Regions from separate parts of the Homo sapiens genome. Here region 2 is linked to region 1. The links are chromatin loops, found by intact Hi-C in ENCODE. Cell type or tissue: mammary epithelial cell. All regions are shown on one strand.

Region 1 (8,000 bases):
TTGCCTAAGTTATAATAGAAATGAAAAATGTGGGGAAAAATGGCCAAGTGTAAATGAATTGGCCAGGGTTCATAGAAGATTTCCATAACTTGATTCAGGTCTGAAATAAAAAGAACAATATTTTCCTCTGAAAAGTGTATCGAAAACCTGCCTGAGATTTTAATATAAAATCATGTCTAGGGCAGAGAAGAAGCTGCCCAATATATTGACATAAAGACTATATCTGGTACGATGAATGGAAATTGAATAGCATCAGACCAAATTCGCTGTGCTTATGCCTTTTCTGATTTGTACTTTGTATCCAAGAAAATATTACTTTATCTTATATGAGATGTTTTGCACATTTGAGGGTAATGTGCACAAATGTTTTGCACATTTGAGGGTAATGGGTGTGTGATAGTGTATGTGTGTTAAGAGAGATACAGAAAGCATAGAATGTAATTAGCTAAAACAAAGTACATTTCCAGTTTGCATGAGAATAAAATATTTGTGAAAGATTTTGATAAAATCAAACGTTGGATATAATAAGGAAAATTGTTTTTTAACTTTCTGGAGTAGAATATTTCTAAAGTGTATTCTAAAATGACAAGTTTTCCAGGAAATGCTGATGTGTAAATGTTAGGTGTTTGTAAATGTTAGGTATTCATTTTCCAGGAAATGCTAAGATTTGTAAATGTTAGGTATTCCAAAAATCTCATATGTAAAGAAAATAAAGTGCATTTTATATTATAGTATTTTTGATTCGTTTCTGCTATAAGAAACAGAAAATCTAAATGATAATAGCTTAAACAAGATAGGAATTTATTTCTCTTACATAAAAGAAATCTGTAGGTTTGCAATTCAGGACTGGAATTATTCTCGATGGTCTCTGGAAGCCAAGGTCCTTTTGCTTGTTTATTTGCTTTGTTATTCCTCTTGCCTGCCATTTTTACACATGGCTTCCACATCATGGTCCAATATAGCCTCATGAGCTCCAACCAATATGTCTACATTCCAGCCTACATGAAGGAGGAAGGGGCAATGGAGAGTCTACCTTTAATTTTAAGGACATGCTGGAAGTCACATATACTAATTCAACCTATATCCCATAACCCAGGCCATTTCTATTGCAAGGTAACCTGAAAAATGTAACCTGACAACCTTCCTCATCCTGGGAAGCCATGCTCCTAGCTTAATACCAGGGGGACCATTACATTCAAGGCAGAATGGATATTTGAGCACAACTGGTAGCTTTTGATACACAATCTAAATATACTTAAAATCACAAGATGAAAGTGTAGCCATTTCCTGCCTCATAAACAAATTTAGGATTCTCTATTGTCATTCTAGTTTGCATTGCAACAAATATCTTTATTTCCGTATTGGAAATCTAAATGCACATTTAAGCAAAAATTCTTTTTTTTTTTTTTTTTTGGAAATGGAGTCTTATTCTGTCACCAGGCTGGAAGTGCAGTGGTGCAATCTTGGCTCACTGCAAACTCCACCTCCGGGGTTCAAGCGATTCTCCTGCCTCAGCCTCCCGAGTAGCTGGGACTATGCCATGCGCCACCATGCCCAGCTAATTTTTCTATTTTTAGCAGAGACGGGGTTTCAGCATATTGGCCAGGCGGGTCTCGAAATCCTGACCTTGTGATCCACCTGCCTCTGCCTCCCAAAGTGCTGGGATTACAGGCGTGAGCCACCATGCCCGGCCCAAAAATTGTTATATGTGTATCAAAAACAATAGAGCTCTAGAATTTTCTTTAAAACTTTGTATTTGGAAGTTTAGCTTTATACAAATGTTTCAAAGATAATACACAAAGTTTTCATAAACCATTCACCAAGTTTCCCCATCATTGCGCCACCATGGCACATTTGTCACAGCTGAAAACTAACACTGATACGTTAATAACCAACTGAATACTTTTTTTTTTTGATATCGCTGGATTTTTTTTGTTGGTATCATTTTCTCTTCCAGCTCTAACCCAGGATACCACACGACATTTAGTGTCACATCTTCTTAGTTTACTCTGGTCTGTGACAGTTTTTCAGACTTTCCTTGTTCTTCTTGACCTTGACAGTTTGAGGAGTACAGTCAGGTTATTTGGTGAAACAACATTCAGTTTGAGTTTGGCTGATAATTAGACTGGGCTATGTGTTTTGGGGAAGAGTACCGTAGAGGTGAAGTGACTGGCTTATCATATGCATAAAGTGCATGTCTTAAAATATTTAAATAAGTAAAATGCAGCGGAAATAACAAATTTGACCTCATTTAATATATTTACTGTCTAGCTTAATAAAATATCTTATTATAAGAAGAGTCTTGTGGAGCATAATACAAAAATCTATTTTAATTCTAGTATACAATCCTGATATTTACAAAGTACAGTCTGATATAATTTTAAGATACTTTTTTACATAACAAAAAGACCAAAAATTGAAGTATATGATGTTTAGAATAATACAATGCTGAAATGGTTTAAATAACTCATTGTCATAAATAGTTTATGTATTGCTCTTTTAATGTTTATTTTTGTTAATTTTCTTACTAAAGAAACTTTTCAGAAATACCTAAGGGCAAAGTAATTAGTCAAAGTGTGCTCGAATTATTATGTGTTTTATATTAAGATATTCAAATCATCTACAGTATCCTTCTTCTCCTAATCATTACTAACATTGTATAAGTTCACTTCTCCTAGTCTTATCTCCATAATGCAAGCATTTTTAGATGATAACTAGAGATTCAGGTAGACAGTGTTTTGTCCAATTGCTTTTTTCAGAAATATACAAGTCAATGTAGTAATTACTCTTTATCATTGCTGAAAATCAATGAAGAATCAAGGTTTTTCTTGATCTCTGTAAATCAGATAATTTTGTGATGACACCTGGATATAAGGTGAAATGTCTCAAGTGCTCATTGTGCATAATGTATGCCCTTGGTTAAGGTTACTACACAAAAGTGAATATTTCCATATTGTTTTAAGATAGTATAATTCATACTTAAGAAACAAAAAAACTGACAGCCTTAAAGGTTAAGTATAGTTATAACCATGCTTGTTGATCTAAAAATATTATTTTCTTTTACCACTAATCTTTAGTAAATAAAATATAAAATTACCTATGCAAAGAAAAAAATCACAGGATTTACAAAAATGTTCATATCTATATCAACATTTTATACCTGACCAAACACCTTGACAGCCTGAAATATGACACATTTTCCTTTTCTGTTAATTTTTTTTTTTTTTTTTTTTTTTTTTTTTTTTTTTTTTTGAGACGGAGTCTCGCTCTGTCGCCCAGGCCGGACTGTGGACTGCAGTGGCGCAATCTCGGCTCACTGCAAGCTCCGCTTCCCAGGTTCACGCCATTCTCCTGCCTCAGCCTCCCGAGTAGCTGGGACTACAGGCGCCCGCCACCGCGCCCGGCTAATTTTTTGTATTTTTAGTAGAGACGGGGTTTCACCTTGTTAGCCAGGATGGTCTCGATCTCCTGACCTCATGATCCACCCGCCTCGGCCTCCCAAAGTGCTGGGATTACAGGCGTGAGCCACCGCGCCCGGCCCCTTTTCTGTTATTTTTAAACTTCCTTGAGAACTGCATTGCTCATGTATTTTCTATATTGAGTACTTTTATCTCAAAATACCGTTATATTATAAGAAAACATGAGGTAAAGGATTACAGCCCTTTTGGTATCTCCAAAAACACAGTCTTGTAAAGTGACAGTCGATTACTACATTAATAGACTTCCTTCTTCTTTTGTGTTGGTCGACTAGTAAAGCATTTGGATATCCAACATCTCTTGACTTTACAGAACATACAAATAATATATAAATAGAACTGTATAACATTCTTGGGAATTAAATATGCTTTAAAAAAGAATGATGCACCGGACACAGTGGCTCACGCCTGTAATCCCAGCACTTTGAGAGGCTGAGGTGAGGGGATCACTAGGTCAGGAGTTTGAGACCAGCCTGGTGAATATGGTGAAACCTCATCTCTACTAAAAAAAAAAAAAAAAAAAAAAAAAAAAAATACAAAAATTAGCTGGGCTTGGTGGTGGGCGCCTGTAGTCCCAGCTACTCTGGAGGCTGAGGTAGGAGAATCACTTGAACCCGTGAGGCAGAGGTTGTAGTGAGCCGAGATCGCGCCACTGCACTCCAGCCTGTGCGACAGACCAAGACTGTGTCTCAAAAAAAAAAAAAGGATGAATTATTTAAAAAAATAAAAATAGTCACATGACAAATGAAGTCTTATCATTTGCAAACATCCACTTATTTCTCAGCCACTCCTTGTAAAGCACTTCTTGACCTTGTTCTGTGTATGTGAACAAGTCTAATCCAGTTTTCTCATGTAAACACATAGTGCTGTACACTTTATATAACTTCTAATTTTCTTCTTAATACATGTAAGGTTAAGAATATTCAACAATATTTACAGTTAGACTTTAAAAGCAGAAGTGTACTTATAGGGGCGCAGTACTTCCATTCCTTCTCAAGGGGGCAGAATAGTATGGAGTTGCCAGGTTAGCAGCCAGTGGGCTGACAGCTGGTGTATCTCAGTTTTCCTTCACTTGACTTCTTATTCTCCAACAGCCTAGCAGAAAGAGAGGAAGGTGCAATGTGCAAGCATTTTCAAATCTCTGCCAGTAACACATTGCGCCTGTCACATTAGCTAAAAGCAAGTTATGTGGCCAAGCCGGGATTCAAGAGATAAAGAGATAAACGTTATCTCTTGATGGGAGGAGGAGCAAAGTCACTTTACAAAAAGACCTTTATACAAGGATCAGAATAATTTGACGTCATTTTTTGCAATTCACCGCATATCCTCGCCTTTATCCCAGTAGGTCTTAATGCAATCTATAATGCCAGTTTATCACATTAATGGGTGGGCTATAATCATTGAATTTGCCCCAAACAATCATTTAAGCTAGTTTCTGAATTAAATATGAGTTGTCCCTAGAAACGTTTCTTGATCCCAACTCCTTGAGGAATACGTTTCCCAACGTGTAAAAGTTTAGCTCCTGGTTTTTGGATTCCCAATTTAAATGTGTAAGTAGATAAAATGCTAATTAGTAATCTGTTCCTGCCCTTATATAGCATAAAAAATCTAACATCATTTATTTATTACACTAATTCTAAGTTCTTGTTATCTGCCACTTCTTTCAAATGGCGGAAACATATTTTGAGGCTTAAGCTTTGATAAAGGCAAGAATCTTGCTTAGTACAACTAGACCAAAATATCCCACCCATATTTTCCAAAATTAGAAGGACTTCAGAGTTTCTGAAACTGTGGATGCCAAAGGCTAACCATGAGAACCACAGGAATTTTTACAGTAATGACAACATGTTTGACCCAGAGTTTCAGATTTAGCAGTTCAAAATTTCATTTTGTAAGATGTTTTGAAAATGCACTTTTTCTTAGGAAAGCAAATATCAAATAAGTCTTTCTTCTAAATAAATCTATGGTTCCCAGACCATAATTACGTTTTTAAAAATGTGACTTCTAAAAAAAATCTATACAACTTTCAAAAATAATAAGCCTTCTTTTCTTTTCATCTTACTTTTAAAACTATATTAGGCTAGACTTTAGTCTCAAGGAAATGAGTCAACATGTTTAAGTATTTTAGACAGCCTTACATGCATGCGGTGCGGTGGTAAAAATGCTGAAGTTCCTATATATTGCTTTATTTCACAAGTAGACCAGTAAATTTGATTGTGGACAGGGCCAGCAAGGATCAAGCAGTATCGAAGATGAAGATAGATAACTAAGGATATCCTATGGTAAATTTAATCTCTTTTCTGCAAGTCTCTGTGAGTCTGGGAACATATTTACTTGATACAAAAATAGATGCATAGGCCTCTGGCAACCATATTACTTTAATGTAGACATAACTGCAAACAAGGATAATTTCACTTTTTCCTTTCCAATTTGGAAGTTATTTATTTCTTTCTCTAGTCTGCTTGCTCTGGTTAGGACTCCCCATAGTATGGTGAATAAAAGTGGTGAATGTGAGCATCCTTGTCTTGTTCCAGATATTAGAAGAAATGCTTTCAGGTTTTTGCCACTCAGTATAGTGCTAGCTACAGGTTTGTCTTATATGAGTTTTATCATGTTGAAGTATGTTCCTTCTGTACTCAGTTTGTTGAAAGTTTTTATTATGAAGAGATGTTTCATGTTGTCAAATGCTTTTTCATCATTTATTGAAATTATTATATGGTTTTGTCCTTCATTCTGTTGCTATGATGTACCACATTTATTGTTTTGCCTATGTTGAACCATCCTTGAATCCCTACTTGATTATGTTAAATTATATTTTAATGTGATGTGGAATTCTGATTGCTATTATTTTATTCTTGGTTTTTGCATTTACGTTCATCAGAGATATTGCTCTGCTGTTTTCTTTTTATGTTGTCTTTTTCTGGTTTTTGTATCAGAGTAATACTGACCTCATATAATGAATTTGAAAGCATTCCTTCCCCCTTGATTTTTTGGAATAGTAAAAGTAGAACAGGTATTAGTTATTTTTTAAGTGGTGGAACTCAAAAGTGAAGGCATCAGGTTCTGGGCTTTTCTTTGATTAAAAAAAAAACCTTTTTATTACTGCTTCTAGCTCATTGTCTGTTATTGGTCTACTCAGGTTTTGGATTTCTTCATGGTTTAATCTTAGATAGGTTCTATGTGTCTATGAATGTATCCATTTCTTTAGGTTTTGTCTTTTGTTGGTATACAGTTGTTCATGACAGTCTCTAATAATCCTTTAAATTTCTGTATTATCAGTTGTAGTGTCTCATTTTCTATTTTGGATTGATTTGGAGGTCTCTCTTTTTTTTAAATTAGTCTGACCAAAGGTTTGTTGATTTTGTTTATAGTTTCATAAAACCAACTTTCCTTTTTTTGATCTTTTGTATTATTAATTTAGTCTTACTTTGGTCTTTATTTCTGCTCTGATCTTTATCATTTCATTTTTAATTAATTTTTGGTTTAGTTTTCTCTTGGCTTTCTATTTCTTTTTTTATGTATACTTTAAGTTCTGGGATACATGTGCAGAATGTGCAGGTTTGTTACATAGGTATACATGTGCCATGGTGGTTTGCTGCACCCATCAACCCATCATCTACATTAGGTATTTCTCCTAATGCTATCCCTCCTCTTGCCCCTCACCCCTCAACAGACCCCAGTGTGTGATGTTCCCCTCCCTGTGCCCATATTTTCTCATTGTCCAACTCCTACTTACCAGTGCATCACTATGCTATTTATTTGAAGTCTTTCAACTTTTTGATATAGATTATTTATTGCTATAAACTTCCCTTTTAGTACTGCTTTCACTGTATCCTATAGGTTTTGGCAGGTTGTGTTTCTACTTCATTTGTTTTGGGAATTTTTAAAATTTCCTTCTTAATTTCTTCATGATACAGTGGATGTTCAAGAGCATATGGTTTAATTTCCATGTGTTTGTATAGTTTCTGAGTTTCCTCTTGTTATTGATTCCTAGTTTTATTCCATTGTGGTAAAACAAATACTTGATATGACTTTAATATTTATAAATTTTTGAAACTTGTTTAATGGCCCAACATATGGTCCATCCTTGAGTTATGTTCCATGTGCTGAAAAGAAGAAATACTCTTTGGCCTTCAAAAAGAAGGAAATTATGCCATTTATGACAACATGGATAAACCTGGAGTACACTATGCTAGTTGAAATAAGCCAGGCACAGAAAAATAGAAACTGCATAATCTCACTTATATGTGAAATATAAAAAAGTCATACTCATAGGAGAGAGTAGAATGGTTGTGATATAATTATATTAACATTCCTAATTAATATAATGAGAATATTTTTAGCTTTTGTCCAAGTGATAGGATCTTTCAATTCTATTTTTAGATAACCTATATATGCCATCATTATCAGTTTCAATGTCTCGTTTACCGATCTACTCCACATTGTAAACCATTCCATGACAGACAACCCACTTACATCAGAGCTCCTAAAAAAATAGACAGAATTCTTGGTTCAAGCACACAA
Region 2 (8,000 bases), 270 kb after region 1:
ATAACATTTCCTCAGGATTGTAACAAAATTCTAGAACAAGACCAAGGTGTTGAGTCTTTTTCTCTTCTGAAAATATAACAGCTCCACCTTGAGGTAAAAGTATTTTATCATAGTTTGAGGTTATATTTGAAGTAGAAGGTTGTATTTGGGATGACTAGTGACCAATAATTCCTCATGGCAAAAGAAACAAATAAAGAGCTCCAAAATTATACAAGGGATATGGAAGCTCATCTTTTGTTCCCACTTTTGGTCAAAAACAGCAGGTATTAGTTACCTAAGAAGGATAAACGACTGTAATCTTAATGGTCATTTTCAGACTGGAATTTCATGTGGTCAAACCTGTGTTGATGAAATTTTATTTGAAGTTGTCAAAAAGCAAACTAGAACTTTAAAAATAGATTTACTCCTCTGGTATCCACTGGTATATAAATTTCTGCCAAGAAAATACACAAATGGAACTTTCTCTTGATAGAACCTACCACTTATATCTTACTGTTGGCAAAATGTTTCTGTGCTTGCATGTAAGATAAATAGTGAAAGATAATATTCTATATACCACTTGCTTTCTGAAGCTGAGCCTTAGGTTGATCTTTTCTTGTTTTTCTTTTTGACTCACCTTTCAAGGGTCGAACTTGAAGCTGCAGCAGAAGAAGATATGGAAAAACTAAAATCTTCCTCAAGCAAATATTAGAGTAATTGTCATTATCTCACCATGCTCTTTTCCTGGTTATAAATATGCTAGAAAACATTCTTACTGTAATTTTAATAAAGTATTTCTCTATGTTTTCTTCTGATTATTTTTATTATTTTATATGTTATTTGACTATGTAGTCAACTTAGAATTTTTGTGCATGTGTGTAAAAGTGACATTGCAAGCTAATTTTCTATATGAATAAAAACTGTCTCCATGCTGCTTATTTGGTCATTACAGGTACAGGAAAGTCATTTTTTAATGTTGATCTTGTATTACTGAGCCCTCTTATTAATTTCAATGGTTTTTCAGTAGATTCTTCTAAGTTTTTAAGTAGATGGCCATATCATCTAAAATAATGCTGCCTCTCTTGACTCAATATTGGTAATTGCTTTTATCTAGAAAAATCATGCAATTATTATAGACCGTAGTGAATTTTATAATTCCTTTACTGTTTTTATATTCCCATTATATATTAACATTTAGAATTTAACTTTATTTTTTAGTCTCAGGTTAGTTTCACAAGGAGATACAAGTGCCACAGACCCACTTTATGGGATTAGTGTCCACCAGCACAGGGGACACTGTGGCAGCCTTTGAGTGAATTAGCTGAGTGGCACTTAGTTTGCAACACACCGAATATAGCATCTGATCACAGTTCAAGACATTTGAGAGGGAAGAAACAAAGGGAGATGGGGAGAAGAATCTAAGTAAGATGTTAGCAGTAGCACTCACTTTCATATTCACCAACTGAAGGCTAAGGAAAGCAGCTGGATGCCGAGGCATTAGGAAAAACGTTCGCCTAAGAATGTGCCTGCTATTCAGCTATTAAATTCCATTAAAATGTCCTCATTCTGTGGTCCATCCTTAACATCTTCTTCCAACAGCTGCAGATGCTCCCTCAGAGCTTGGGTGGGTCGGAAATATATACAGGAAAACATAAAAAATATTTTGGATGTATATTCTCAAAATAGGTGAGGAGGGAATATTTAAATAAACATGGTAAATGTGCTATAATAATTAATAAAACGTATTTGTTTGGTATTGAAATCAATTGTCCTCCAATATATTGGGATATAAAATGCATTTAAAAATATGGTACATTCAGTAGGAATAAACACATACTTTTTTAAAATTTAGAAGCCCTTTTCATACACATTTTTAACAATCACCTCATAATGATGATACTACCTGAAAATTGAAAATAAGAACCGTAAATTTTGGATTTAAAAGTGATAGACAAACCCCTATAATTCGTGGTTTCTTTAAACAGAAAGAATGTAAAGTATCAGTAAATACTAGTTATTTTTATAGATGAAAAATTAGCGCAGCTCCAGGGAAGAAACCCTTGGGTCTCAGGTTTTCTAGATGCAAAAGAGAGATAATAAGTACACCTGCAAGGTCACAATAACTGTGAAGTGATTAAAGACCCTGGGCTGAAAGACGCTTTTAAGAAAAGCACGTGTCAAAGCTCACAATGTAACAAGGGGTCCATGAGTATTTGACGGAAATGTACACACTTCATCTTTTTGCTTGATGTCCAATTAATATGTTTTATTAAACCTGAAGTAAATTTGCCCTTAAGGAAAAATTCCTGAAAGTGCTCTTTTACTATTTGTTAGCTCCAAAATAAACAGATCTCCAAGCCCCTTCCCTGAAATTCAGTAACTACTTGGGTGGCATTTGTATATTAAAGGAGAAAGCAATACAAGTTTTGCACTTTCCATATGGAGCTGGAATCACACAGGATATTTAACCTATATATTTTATCTTAAGTACATGAGTGTCTTTTTAAGGAGATTAAGGGATGAGGAGACATATCAGAGCAAACCATAGGAGACAAGTTGGCCCTCCCACTTCCTGCCTTAGTTAACAGAACATGTAGTATCAGGGTGAGGAAGAACAGGCAGGGATTAACGAGTTCCAGGAAACATGTATCATCATGCAAAAGAAAAGAATTGGCGGCGTTTCTAGGGCAATCCAGCAATTCCCCCAGCTCCTTGGCTAGATTCAGCACGCTGCTACTACTACTTCCCCTCCTCCATCTGAGGTGAGGCCAAGTTCTTAAACTCCTGGGTCACTATCTCCCTGACCGAATCATCCCAGAACCAGGCATCAGACAACTAGAGTCAGTCCCTAAATCTCAGAGCTCACAGAAATTATTTACACTAACCGTTTCTAAACCTACTTAGCCTGCTTATCCTGTCGTCTTTGTCTGTTTTGTGCTGCTACAACAGAATGCCTGAGACTAGATAACTTAAAAGAAAACAAACAAACATTATTTGGCTCACAGTTCTGGAGGCTGGGATATCCAATAGCATGGCACCAGCATCCAGCAAAGGCCTTTGCAGTGCATTATCCTATGGTGGAAGGTGAAAGAGCAACAGAGAGCAAGAAAGAGATTGAATCTGTAGCCTCGAGCCCTTTTAAAATTGTCATTAATCCGTTCATGAGGGTAGAGCCCTCATGACCTACACACCTCACATTAGATTCCATCTCTCAACACTGTTGGATTGGGAATTAAGTTCCCAATACATGCTTTTTTCACACATTCAAACCATAGCATCTGCCTTGCTCATTCCTTCCCACAAAAGAAAAAATAAAAATAAAGGCTGTTGCTCACATTCCCCCAACCCCCAACTCCTTCTGCCTCCTCACCCCTGCTGGCGGTTCCCTGTGTTGCAATGTGTGGCATGATGCGCTCCTTCCTCTTGTGTAACAAACTCACTTTTCAGTGACAACCATGTCTTGATCTGTTGGCTTCATCATACCTGAATAATAATAATAAAACTTGCATTTTAAAACACCTTGCCCCGCCCTACTCAGCCTGCTGAAAACCCAAGCACATGAATCCTTCTTTTGCTGAGAACAACCTATTTTTTATGCCTATTTTGCCTGATGTACTCTTACTACTTCTTCCTAATCCACCAAAAATACAGCTGTGCTTCAACACCATTCCTTACTTCTCTGGAAGAGTAGAAACTCTCTTTTGAACCCCCGAAGTACAATATTAATGCCTTAATGATAACATTTAGCACATTGCATTATATTTGTTTAGTTCTATAATGTTTTTGGGTCTTAATAACATTGTGTTATTTGATTTTGGTATTCCTAGTGTCAGAACCTGTCCTGGCTATGGATAGTGTTCAATAAACATTTACTGCACGATATCGTTTTTAACAAATAAAAGTTTTCTTCACCATGGGTACTGAAAATGATATCTTCCTTTTCCAACCTCATTATTTATATAATTCATTTGCCAGTTGCTCCCTACAATGGGCAATGTCTGATGTGTATATCCTAGATCCCAAACTAGATCATAAATTGCCTTCTGTGTATTCTTGTATGCTTAGTGTTGAGACCAATGTTTACATATGGTAATTGTCAGGCCTCTGAGCCCAAGCTAAGCCATCATATCCCCTGCGGCCTGCACATACACAACCAGATGGCCAGTTCCTGCCTTAACTGATGACATTCCACCACAAAAGAAGTGAAAATGGCCTGTTCCTGCCTTAACTGATGACATTGTCTTGTGAAGTTCCTTATCCTGCCTCATCCTGGCTCAAAAGCTCCCCTACTGAGCACCTTGTGACCCCCACTCTGCCTGCCAGAGAACAACCCCCCTTTGACTGTAATTTTCCTTTACCTACCCAAATCCTATAAAATGGCCCAACCCCATCTCCCTTCGCTGACTCTCTTTTCGGACTCAGCCCACCTGCACCCAGGTGATTAAAAGCTTTATTGCTCACACAAAGCCTGTTAGGTTGTCTCTTCACAGGGACGCGCATGAAATTCGGTGCCGTGACTCAGATCGGGGGACCTCCCTTGGGAGATCAATCCCCTGTCCTCCTGCTCTTTGCTCCATGAAAAAGATCCACCTACGATCTCAGGTCCTCAGACCCACCAGCCCAAGGAACATCTCACCAATTTTAAATCAGGTAAGCGACCTCTTCGTACTCTCTTCTCCAACCTCTCTCACTGTCCCTCAACCACTTTCTCCTTTCCACTCTTCAATCTCTCCCTTCTCTTAATTTCAATTCCTTTCATTTTCTGGTAGAGACAAAGGAGACACGTTTTATCTGTGGACCCAAAACTCCGGTGTCGGTCACGGACTAGGGAAGGCAGCCTTCCCTTGGTGTTTAATTATTGCAGGGATGCCTCTCTGATTATTCAACCATGTTTCAGAGGTGTCAGACCACACAGGGACGCCTGCCTTTGTCCTTCACCCTTAGCGGCAAGTCTCGCTTTTCTGGGGAAGGGGCAAGTACCCCAACCCCTTCTCTCCATGTCTCTACCCCTTCTCTACCTTTCCGGGGGGCAAGAAACCCCCAAACCCTTCTCCTTCACTCTTAGCGGCAAGTCCTGCTTTTCCAGAGGAGGGGTAAGTACCCCAACCTTGTTTCTCTGTGCCCCAATCCCTTATTTCCGTGCCCCAACCTCTTATATCTCTGTGCCCCAATCGCTTATTTTTGCACCCTGACCTCTTATCTCTGCACCCCAATCCCTTATTTCTGTGCCCCAACCTCTTATCTCTGCACCCCGATCCCTTATTTCCATGCCCCGACCTCTTATCTCTGCGCCCCATCCCTTGTTTCCACGTCCCGACCTCTTATCTCTGCGCCCCAATCCCTTATATCCATGCCCCAACCCCTTTCCCGCTTTTCTAGAAGGTAAGAACCCCCGAACCCCTTCCCTCCATGTCTCTACTCTCTCTTTTCTCTGGGCTTGCTTCCTTCACTATAGGCAAACTTCCACCCTCCATTCCTCCTTCTTCTCCTTTGGCCTGTGTTCTCAAAAACTTAAAACCTCTTCAATTCACACCTGACCTAAAACCTAAGTGCCTTATTTTCTTCTGCAATGCCACTTGACCCCAATACAAACTCGACAGTAGTTCCAAATAGCCAGAAAACGGCACTTTCAATTTTTCCATCCTGCAAGATCTAAATAATTCTTGTCATAAAATGGGCAAACAGTCTGAGGTGCCTGACGTCCAGGCATTCTTTTACATATCGGTCCCTCCCTAGTCTCTGTGCCCAGTGCAACTCGTCCCAAATCTTCCTTCTTTCCCTCCCGCCTGTCCCCTCAGTCCCAACCCCAAGTGTCGCTGAGTCTTTCTAATCTTCCTTTTCTACAGACCCATCTGACCTCTCCCCTCCTCCCAGGCTGCTCCTCGCCAGGCCGAGCTAGTTCCCAATTCTTCCTCAGCCTCTGCTCCTCCACCCTATAATCCTTTTATTACCTCCCCTCCTCACACCGGGTCTGGCTTACAGTTTCATTCCGTGACTAGCCCTCCCCCACCTGCCCAGCAATTTACTCTTAAAAAGGTGGCTGGAGCTAAAGGCATAGTCAAGGTTAATGCTCCTTTTTCTTTATCCCAAATCAGATAGCGTTTAGGCTCTTTTTCATCAAATATAAAAATCCAGCCCAGTTCATGACTTGTTTGGCAGCAACCCTGAGACACTTTACAGCCCTAGACCCTAAAAGGTCAAAAGGCCGTCTTATTCTCAAAATACATTTTATTACCCAATCTGCTCCCGACATTAAATAAAACTCCAAAAATTAAATTCCGGCCCTCAAACCCCACAACAGGATTTAATTAACCTCTCCTTCAAGGTGTACAATAATAGAAAAAAGTTGCAATTCCTTGCCTCCACTGTGAGACAAACCCCAGCCACTTCTCCAGCACACAAGAACTTCCAAACGCCTGAACCGCAGTGGCCAGGTGTTCCTCCAGAACCTCCTCCTGCAGGAGCTTGCTACAAGTGCCAGAAATCTGACCACCAGGCCAAGGAATGCCTGCAGCCCAGGATTCCTCCTAAGCCGTGTCCCATCTGTGCGGGACCCCACTGGAAATCAGACTGTTCAACTCACCTGGCAGCCACTCCCAGAGCCCCTGGAACTCTGGCCCAAGGCTCTCTGACTGACTCCTTCTCTGCTTAGCAGCTGAAGACTGACGCTGCCCGATCACCTCGGAAGCTCCGTAGACCATCACGGACACCGAGCTTCAGGTAACTCTCACAGTGGAAGGTAAGTCCGTCCCCTTAGTCAATACGGAGGCTACCCACTCCACATTACCTTCTTTTCAAGGGCCTGTTTCCCTTGCCTCCATAACTGTTGTGGGTATTGACTGCCAGGCTTCTAAACCCCTGAAAACTCCCCCACTCTGGTGCCAACTTGGACAACACTCTTATGCACTCTTTTTTAGTTATCCCTACCTGCCCAGTTCCCTTATTAGGCTGAGATATTTTAACAAAATTATCTGCTTCCCTGACTATTCCTGGACTACAGCCGCATCTCATTGCCACCCTTCTCCCCAACCCAAAGCCTCCTTCGTGTCTTCCTCTCGTATCCCCCAACCTTAACCCACAAGTATAGGACATCTCTACTCCTTCCCTGGCAACCGATCACAGCCCATTACCATCCCATTAAAACCTAATCACCCTTACCCCACTCAATGCCAATATCCTATCCCACAGCATGCTTTAAAAAGATTAATGCCTGTTATCACTCGCCTGCTACAGCATGGGCTTCTAAAACCTACAAACTCTCCTTACAATTCCCCCATTTTACCTGTCCAAAAACCGGACAAGTCTTACAGATTAGTTTAGGATCTGCACTTTATCAACCAAATTGTTTTGCCTATCCACCCTGTGGTGCCCAACCCGTACACTCTTTTGTCCTCAATACCTTCTTTCACAACTTACTATTCTGTTCTCGTTCTTAAAGATGCTTTTTTCACTATTCCCCTGCACTCCTCGTCCCAGCCTCTCTTTGCTTTCACTTAGACTGACCCTGACACCCATTAGGCTCAGCAAATTACCTGGGCTGTACTGTCGCAAGTCTTCACAGATAGCTCCCATTACTTCAGTTAAGCCCAAATTTCATCTTCATCTGTTACCTATCTTGGCATACCTCATAAAAACACACGTGCTGTCCCTGCTGATCATGTCCAGTTAATCTCCCAAACCTCAATCACTTACAAAACAACAACTCCTTTCCTTCCTAGGCATGGTTAGTGTTGTCAGAATTCTTACACAAGAGCCAGGACCACACCCTGTAGCCTTTCTGTCCAAACAACTTGACCTTACTGTTTTAGCCTAGCCCTCATGTCTGCCCGCAGCGGCTGCCACTGCTTTAATACTTTTAGAGGCCCTAAAAATCACAAACTATGCTCAACTCACTCTCTACAGCTCTCATAAATTCCAAAATCTATTTTCTTACTCACACCTGATGCATATACTGTCTGCTCCCCGGCTCCTTCAGCTGTACTCACTCTTTGTTAAGTGTCCACAATTACCATTGTTCCTGC

Evidence for each region. Peaks named below come from ENCODE experiments on the same cell type or tissue, not always from the same donor. Only the 100,000 strongest peaks of a DNase experiment are listed, where the experiment ranks them.
Region 2: it touches region 1 in a loop (8-fold over the local background); 3 of 110 quality-filtered maps call a loop at or near these places.

Annotation. Positions count from the first base shown.
Region 1 is chr4:156,374,772-156,382,771 of GRCh38, reverse strand. No RefSeq gene overlaps it. Among named protein-coding and RNA genes, the nearest start is that of LINC02272, 260 kb to the left of the region's middle. In mammary epithelial cell, a CTCF peak has its summit at 4,477; a DNase peak (open chromatin) is centred at 4,481.
Region 2 is chr4:156,105,378-156,113,377 of GRCh38, reverse strand. It overlaps LOC102724785 (a long non-coding RNA gene), which reads left to right. Exons shown (of 5, transcript XR_939394.2): 5 at 625-787. Among named protein-coding and RNA genes, the nearest start is that of CTSO, 160 kb to the right of the region's middle. RefSeq lists enhancers at 1,131-1,739, 6,476-6,977. In mammary epithelial cell, CTCF peaks have their summits at 69 (motif pointing left) and 3,349; DNase peaks (open chromatin) are centred at 2,617 and 3,367; H3K27ac peaks cover 1,777 bases.